Regions from separate parts of the Homo sapiens genome. Here all the other regions are linked to region 2. Evidence: chromatin contacts called from ENCODE Hi-C or POLR2A ChIA-PET data. All regions are on one chromosome and are shown on one strand. The core of a region is the stretch at or near the end of the contact, and the rest is flanking DNA. Distances in the headings are between cores, read along the strand shown.

What was found. Hi-C counts contacts between places; a loop is a spot of excess contacts on that map. ChIA-PET counts read pairs that join two places held with the same protein, here RNA polymerase II (POLR2A). Pooled maps may share reads with other maps.
Region 1: a loop to region 2 is called in a pooled map, with 14 times the contacts of the local background. The contact joins two enhancer-like sites. A Hi-C loop is called at or near these places in 8 of 50 pooled maps. POLR2A ChIA-PET finds 5 or more read pairs at or near these places in 3 of 52 experiments (activated CD4-positive, alpha-beta memory T cell, activated CD8-positive, alpha-beta memory T cell and activated T-cell).
Region 3: a loop to region 2 is called in a pooled map, with 4 times the contacts of the local background. The contact joins two enhancer-like sites. A Hi-C loop is called at or near these places in 1 of 37 single-sample maps with no recorded cell type and 6 of 50 pooled maps. POLR2A ChIA-PET finds 5 or more read pairs at or near these places in 2 of 52 experiments (activated CD8-positive, alpha-beta memory T cell and activated T-cell).

What each region holds. Positions count from the first base shown.
Region 1 is chr10:30,984,285-30,987,042 of GRCh38, reverse strand. It overlaps ZNF438 (zinc finger protein 438), which reads left to right. Exons shown (of 7, transcript NM_001143768.2): 2 at 2,617-2,674. Among named protein-coding and RNA genes, the nearest start is that of ZNF438, 46 kb to the left of the region's middle. Within about 2 kb of position 1,307, at least 7 of the 41 ENCODE cell types and tissues checked have a DNase peak (open chromatin) inside an H3K27ac peak, as active enhancers do.
Region 2 is chr10:30,700,198-30,702,897 of GRCh38, reverse strand. It overlaps the pseudogene SVIL2P. Among named protein-coding and RNA genes, the nearest start is that of LINC02644, 22 kb to the left of the region's middle. RefSeq lists enhancers at 769-818, 839-978. Within about 2 kb of position 1,342, at least 12 of the 41 ENCODE cell types and tissues checked have a DNase peak (open chromatin) inside an H3K27ac peak, as active enhancers do.
Region 3 is chr10:31,003,281-31,006,069 of GRCh38, reverse strand. All of the region lies in intron 1 of ZNF438 (zinc finger protein 438), which reads left to right. Among named protein-coding and RNA genes, the nearest start is that of ZNF438, 27 kb to the left of the region's middle. Within about 2 kb of position 1,274, at least 5 of the 41 ENCODE cell types and tissues checked have a DNase peak (open chromatin) inside an H3K27ac peak, as active enhancers do.

The DNA.
Region 1 (2,758 bases), core at 58-2,557, 280 kb before region 2:
TTTTGGGCACAGCTGTGAATTATATGTGAACCACAGCCAAGTCCAAGTTTATTTCTGTTTCACCATTTTTTAAATTTAGTAAGAACATTGTTCTTTCTATGATGCTGTACTCAACCAAGGTTTGTAATTGTGTTATCACTGTAAAAACAAATAGAATTGACCCTTATTATTCACAGATTTTGTTTTCATGAATTCGTCTGCTTACTACAGATTGAGCATCTCTGATCTAAAATCAGAAATGCTCTAAAATCCTAAACTTTTTGAGTGCCAACATGATGCTCAACACAATCCTCAAGGGTCATGCGCAAATGAAATACTCATGGGAGCATTTTGGATTTCAGATTTTTGGATTAGGGATACTCAATAAGTATATAATGCAAATGTTTCAAAATTTTTAAAAACTCTGAATTCAAAACACTTCCGACCCCAAACATTTCAGGGTAAGGGATACTGAACCTATAAAATTTATTTGTAACTGCAAAATCAATACTCATGACACTAGGCATTCAACTGAGTGCATGACTGCAAATGGTACAGAATGGTGAAAAATTTGGATTGCTCAACACATTCCTAGTTGACAAGCTGATTTCCTTCAGCTCTCATACGGTAAACAAGTCTCCTTTTTGTGGTTTATATAGTGCCATGATTTTTGCTTTTTTAGGCTTATGATTTCTGTGTTTAAAATGACTACCCAGTGTGGAACTGAAGTGCTGTATATTGCGCCTAAGTGCAAGAAGGCTGTGATGTGCCTTAAGGAGAAAATGCATGTGATAGATAAACTTATAGTGCTGTTGGCTATGAGTTCAGTGTTAGTGACTCAACAGTGAACAGCCATACATTGCTTAACAACAGGGTTAAATTCTGAGAAATGTATCATTAGGTGATTTTGTCATTGTGAAAGTATCATAGAGTGTACTGATATGAATCTATAGCTTACTATACACGTAGGCTATTTGGTATAGCCTCTTGTTCCTGGGCTACAAACCTGTACAGTGTGTTACTATACTGAATTCGTAGGCAATTGTAACACAATAGTAAATATTTATTTATCTAAACATAGAAAATGTACAGTGAAAATATAGCTTGATAATCTTATGGGACCACCTCCATCATATATGCAGTCTGTTGTTGACTGACACATCATGCAGTGGATGACTATATATTAATAAGGTATCTTGAAACAGAAATATACATAAAATGAGGTTATGTTTGATCAGCTAATTAAAATGTAATCAGAGGCTCTCAGGAGCTCTCAGGAACCCAACCCTGAATTTCCCTTATGAGTAAACAGTTTGGTATTCCCTAATTCAGTGTTCATGGTGACTTCATAGAACTTAACTACTGTGAATAAGGAGAACCAACGGTAATTTTGTCTTTGTTGTTGAACTTCTAAACTGATTTTTAAGTAGCAATTAAAGCAATGTCAAGTGTTTCATATTCTACAGAATGAACTTCCAAAAGCTTTACTTTGGTTTCATGAATTAGATGAAATCATCAAACCATTATTGGAATTAACTGATTTTTCTGGTTGGTACATCTCCTGATGCTGACAGAAAGCTGGCAACATTTAACTGTGAGTTTTTCTGTTAATGGAGCCAACCAGTTTTCACTTTACTTTGATGATGTAAAAGAGACGCTTTAGAATCAGAACTAAGTGCATTTTTTTAAAAAGTCATTGGATCTAGATGAAAAGTCATGCTTTAGAGAATAATACGTAAAACACTTTCTCTGTCCTGTCTGCTTTCATTAAATCCGTGTCTTTAAGCTAGCCATGAGCAGGGAGCAGTATTCAGTATTTCTTCTACCTTCATTCAAGACTGGAGGAGTTAGCTGTCCCTACCTGCTCCTGCCTAGGTATACTTTTTCTGCATGGTGCCTGGGTGCTGTCTTTAAGAATGAAGTATCAGTTACAGTACATTTAGTACATTTAGAAATGGGTTACTGCTAGGTGTCTTAAAGATTTAAGCAAGTTGCGAAATTGACAACTGGCTTCATTGCACATGCATCTCACACATGGCTCAATGAGATTATGGCAGAGCCTAAAAGTACAAGTAAGTCTTAGCATATTTTAATGCTATCATTAAAAAAAATCATTAGAAAATGAAAAATCCAGGACAAATGGTAAATTTGTGGGACACTGGGACAATGGCCGTAAATTGGGACTGTCTCAGGCAAACTGACACACTTTACTAGACATGTGTCCTTTTAAAAATCTTCAAATCCCAAACTCTTGATTACTGTTTTCCTGTCAAAAAGGCTGCGCCCTGAATATGAATCACTTGTTTGTGACTGTTTACTAATTTCCACAGTATTATGCACATGGAAAAGAATGTGAAGCATTCTTCTTAGCCAGTTTTATTCATTGTGGCATTTCTTTTTTTCTGGAACATTTTCTATTTATCTTAAAACTTTTATTAAATTTTGCATGCTTTCATTTTTAAACTAAAGACATGTAATCAACTATGGAATTATTTTCTTCTACATTAGTTCTTTTATTATCTTAATAAAAATATACAGTAATTAAAAATGAAACTTGAAAAGAAGGCACCTTTTACATATATTTGATGAAAATGGATTATCTGAATATGATTATAATAATACTTTGTATTGTTACAGAATTAATTAAAAGGATTTACGGTATATCTTATGACTCTACAGGAGCCTTGGGATATAGGTAAGTGACAAGCATTTTTTGAAGAGAGATTTCTGAAACATTAAGTAATTTGATCTCATAGGTTCCTGGCAAAGTAGACAGTGG
Region 2 (2,700 bases), core at 93-2,592:
GGCACGCTGGGTGGAGATTTCGGCAATAGCAGGAGCTGTGGGCAAACCTCACTTGTCATCTACTCTGTGCCACCCAGTCACCTGCAAATGCTCACCAAGTTTCCTCCAATTAATTAATAGACGTAGGGAAGAGGTAGCTCCCTCCTCAATTCTCTATTATTTTATTTCATGTTACAACAAAGCTCTCCAGAGTACAGAGATTCTCCCATCACTAAAATGAACACACTTTCATAGATCTTGAAGTGCCTTTTTGTGCACTTATTTCTAGGCCACTGACCAAGACGGCAGATGGGGAGAGCACAGAAAGATAGGAGGTCTTGTGCGGGCTTGGGATTTCAGAATTTGTGCTGTCCCCAAGAACACAGGTAATTTAGAAAAAGGTAGAGCTGAGGGCTGGGTGTGGTAGCTTATGCCTGTAATCCCAGCAGTTTGGGAGGCCGAGGCAGGTGAATCACCTGAGGTCAGGAGTTCAAGACCAGCCTGGCCAACATAGTGAAACCCCGTCTCTACTAAAAATACAAAAATTAGCCAGATGTGGTGGCGGGCACCTGTAATCCCAGCTACTCGGGTGGCTAAGGCAGGAGAATCACTTAAACCCAGGAGGTAGAGGTTGCAGTGAGCCAAGATAGCACCATTGCATTCCAGCCTGGGCGACAAGAATGAGACTCTGTCTCAAAAAAATAAGTTAATTAATTAAAAATTTAAAAAAAGAAAGAAAAAGAAATAAAACAAAAGGTAGAGAAGATATGCGTGCTGCGGAGGGAGTAGCCCTGGAATAATATGCACGATCTTTCATCCCTCCAGACCCATCTTCGGTTGTGAATCTGGCCTGGGATGCAGCCACCTCTTAGAGCAACCCCCGCTGCTGCTTGTGCCCTGCTGTGCTACTGCCTCAGTCACTTCCTGCTTGGTCAAGACCACAGCTGCTGATGTCACAGCTGAGGCACATCAAAAAGGCTGCCTGATTCAAAGAAAGCTGCCGGATAAATCATAGAGCACAGACACTTCTACCTCATGCTCTTATGGGACTTTAGGAACCAAACATAAGCACCTATGGAAAATGCACGGTGGTCTTGAAAGGCTGTGTGGTCTTTATCAGAAAATATCTGAATGACTGTCTCTTATGTCAGTCCTACTCTGCAGGCTTGCTAAGATGATAATTGAAAGGGCTTTTGGTTTCTGCTTTAGAATCTGTCACTTATGTTTTGAAGCGTTGTGAGCAAGCGATGCAGCAGATTGCAGGGTGAGGGGGATGAACCTGGGCCAGAAGCCAGATGTGTTTCTCCACGCACTGCCCTGACCTACAGCCGGAACTGGGCTCAGTGGTTTCAGCCTCATTTGCTAAGAAGGGCTGGGTGCGTAATCTTGGCTGCACCTTAAAATCCCTGGGAGCTTTTAAGACATATTGACACATAAACTGTAACTCACATGAAACGAAAACACATCTCTGGGGCTGGGCTGAGCAAATGCCTTTTTTTTAAAGGCCCCTCAGGTGATTCTGTCTCAGAGATGTTGAAAACCAGTGGGTTAGGAGCTCAGTCATCTACTTTCAGATCTGTGATTATGCCACTATTAAATACAGTTGGCTATCACATAGATTTTTATGCTTTAGCTTGTTTTTTTTTCTCTGCTATACCAAATAAAATCTTTTGAGCTGTTGTAGTTCCAGTCCTTAAAACAACAGTTGTTACCATACTGAGGTTAAACATTAGTGCATTTGCTTAACAAGGACATTAAAACTTCTTACCACACTGACATAATTTTAATGATTTCTATAATAATTAATAAGAAAATCAATAATTGGATTTTAAAGCAGGAAACTAGGCAGGAAAGTTGAAATTCATATACCAGTTCAATGGAAAACATTAAAATGTAGTTGTGTGATGCCCAATATTCTATGCTGTTTGTTGGTTCATTGGTTTCTCATCTATTGTAACAGCACCCATAGTTAAAAAGCACTACTTTTTTTGGTCTGATAGTTAAAAAGACAACAACAATCCTTTGCATGTAAGAATTTTTTTCTCATAATCACAATTTTAGAGTTTGCACATATTCTATTCAATTTCAAAAATAACTTTAAAGAGTCTAGTACCTGCAGGGAATATTACAATTGCAATCATTGTTTTAATACCATCTCCTCTCCCTCTTCCCTTCCCAAAAGGTATAAAGACATAAACATCATCTGCTGCCAAATAAATCCTGGAATTCGAGGGCGATGCTGGGAAGGTATGAAATTAGAGGGAGGCATGTTGCTTTTGCACTTTCAGATCAATGGCTGAATTCCAGACCCGGGGAAGCCTTTCAGATCCGCATGTAATTTGTTTAAACAATTGCTGTTCATCTGCCACAGCAGCACTTGGAATGCCGCAGGGAGGAACTTGCAGCATTTCTTGCTCACTTCAAGAAATCAACTATAACAAACCTCTTCTGGAAGACGACAGCATCCATATTTCTATAATAGTTAGATAAAAGTTAAAGAACTGTTCCTTTTGTGAATATTCACAGTCCACTGCATATAATCGTTTATGAAAACTGAACCCTATAAAGAGCGAGAGTAGAGGACTGTGGTGAGAACAGAGGGATCGAAGGGAATCAGCTCGCTCAGGGAGCCGTCCCAAGGTGGGGGCAGTAGTACCTGCGGATAAGCGGATTGCATTCTCCAGGATCCAGGGGATTAATGTCACAGTTCTCATAGTCAAA
Region 3 (2,789 bases), core at 25-2,524, 300 kb before region 2:
ACCATGTAATATAGGGTAGACAGAGATTCCAGGGAATAAGGGATGGACATCCTTTGAGGGAGGCAATATTCTGTGTACCACAATCTGTTAATAAGCTGAAGAGATTTAGGCTCAGAGAGATTAAGTAAGTTGTCCAAGGTCACAACATAATAAATGAAAGAGCTGATATTTTAACCCAGATCTGTTATTTATCATATATGCATATCTTTCACAATAACATGATCTTTCCCACAAATACCATTTGATCCTACTTAGGAAAAGTAAATAGGATGATGAGCATTGTTCAAATAGTAAATACCTATTTTTTTATTGTATATATTTAACGTATATGATGTTTTGATGTATACACACAGTGAAGTGGATACTACAGTCAAGCAAATTAACATCAGTCATCTCACATAGTTACTCTTTTTAGTGGCAGGAAAATCTCTTTTAGCAAAAATCTCAAATACAGTACAGTATTAACCATAGTCCTCATGTCATACATTAGACATCGAGACCCCTTTATCCTGCGTATCTGCAGCTTTGTATCCTTTGACCTACATCTTCACATTTTCTCCCCCGTCCACCCCTGTTTACCATCATTTTGTTCTCTAAGTATTCAACTTTCTTTTTCTTTTCTTTTTTTAAGATTCCACATATAAGTGAAATCATGCATTTTCTGTGTCTTGCCTATTTCACTCTGCATAATGTCTTCCACATTCATCCATGTGGTAGCAAATGGCAGGATCTCCTTTTTAAAGCTGAATAATATTCCATTTACGTACGTGCATGTACATATATATATACACACACACATATGTACACACACATAACTCACAGTTCATTCATCTGTTGACAGACACTTTGGTTGTTTCAATATCTTGGCTATTATTGTTTCTAAATCTTGGCTCATGCTACAGTGAACATGGGAGTGCAAGTATCTTTATGAGATGGTGATTTCATTTCCTTTGGATATCTACCCACTGGAGGAATTGCTGAGTCATATGGTAGTTGTATTTTTAATTTCCTTAGGAACCTCTGTATGGTTTTTCACAGTGGCCGCACTGATCTGCATTCCCACCAACAGTGTATGAGGTTTCTCTTTTTCACACCATCACCAACACTTGTTATCTCTGGTAACTTATTAAAGTAATAATCACATTTGCTTAATAATATCAAGAAATAGGCTATGTTATTATGAAACAGTTAAAAGCATATAGGAAGTTTATTTATTGATGTGGGAAAAGTATTTATGACTCATCATGACTTCCAGCCCCCTCCCCCACATTTCTACTTATCACTTCCTTTCTGTTACCAGTTCCTTCCTTATCCAGCCTAGATGCTTTGATTCAAATTATTTTCCGGCAAATTCTTTCAATTCCTTTGTACCTCTTTGGTCTCTCCAATCTCAGAACTGGATGAGCTCAACTACCTGCCAGTTTTTTCACTTTAATGATACGCTCAGCAGCCTTAAAATTGTCCAGCAGTCTTCCGACGTGTCTATTATCTCACTCCCTCACTCCTCACAGCATACTGCCTTCATTCTTCTCAAACCTTTTAACCCCCTATCAGTGTTATTTGATGTCTTAGCAGTTTTCCATGCAGTTGACCACAATTGACCATTGCTTCCTTTTGGAAACACTTGTCTCTTGGCCTTTGAGACAAACCCTTCCCTGGTTTTCCTTCTCCCATTCTAGTTGACCATTTTCTGTCTTCTGTGTTACCTGACATCTAAAAGAGGAAAGGTTTAGTTCTCTTGTTTTTCATCTTGTACTTTTGGTTAAATATAATCTTTTTGTGTAAGTCTTATTATCTCTAGCCCAGAGTTTGTCATCTTCAGCACTATTGACATTTTGGGCTGGAAAATTTTTTCAGTGTCAGGGGATGTCTTGTGGATTGTAGGATGCTTAGCAGCATCTCTGGCCTCTATGCTCTAACTGCCAATAGAGTTCCCTCTACCCTTATTGTGACAATCAAAATGTCTCCAGATATTGCCAGATGTCTCCTGGGTGCATAAAATCACCCCCCATTGAGAAGTACTTATGTAGCCTGAAGTTCTCTTCTGAGGATCTGGGGATAACACCTTTCTGACATCTCCACTTGAATGTCTCCTAGGCATTGCAAATTTAATGTGACCAAAATGGACTCTTGTTTTTTCTTCCATATATGCTCTCCCCCCAGATTTTCAGATTTTAGATTATTTATGATCTTGCATTGGAGGTACCAATAAAAGCCATTGGAGGCTTTTATTTGGAGTAAACTAGGGAGCCACCAGAGAGTTTTGGGCCAAGAAATGACATGATCTCACGTAGATCAGCTCTTTCTTGAGCATAGACTATGACTTGGAAGACTGAAAGCAGGAAGACCAGTTAAGAGGCTACTGTGGTAATCACAGTGAAAAATGGTAGTAGCTTGTATAAGGATGGTAGTAGGGCATATGATAAGGAGTGGCATCTTTAGTTTAGTGCTTAAACACAAATAGCCCTGAGAAGAATGCACTTGTACCTTCATGAGGTTAGTATCAGAGTATGCTTTGTTTTTCAGATGTTTTCTAAGAACTTGCAGGGAACAGGTTTTGGTGGGTCAGAATGAGAAGACAGTAGCCAAGTTCCTGGGTTCCTCCAAGCCAGAACTTCCTGGGATGTTACTTGAAGGGATTCAGGCCAGAACAGGGTTTTAAAACAAGGGACCCAACGGGAAGAGTAAGCAAGACATCCAATACTACCTGTTCTACCTCACAATCTTACTTAGGGCTGGTCCTCCCACGGTAAAACATGTACTGGGTGGCAGGGTAGATAGAACAATTG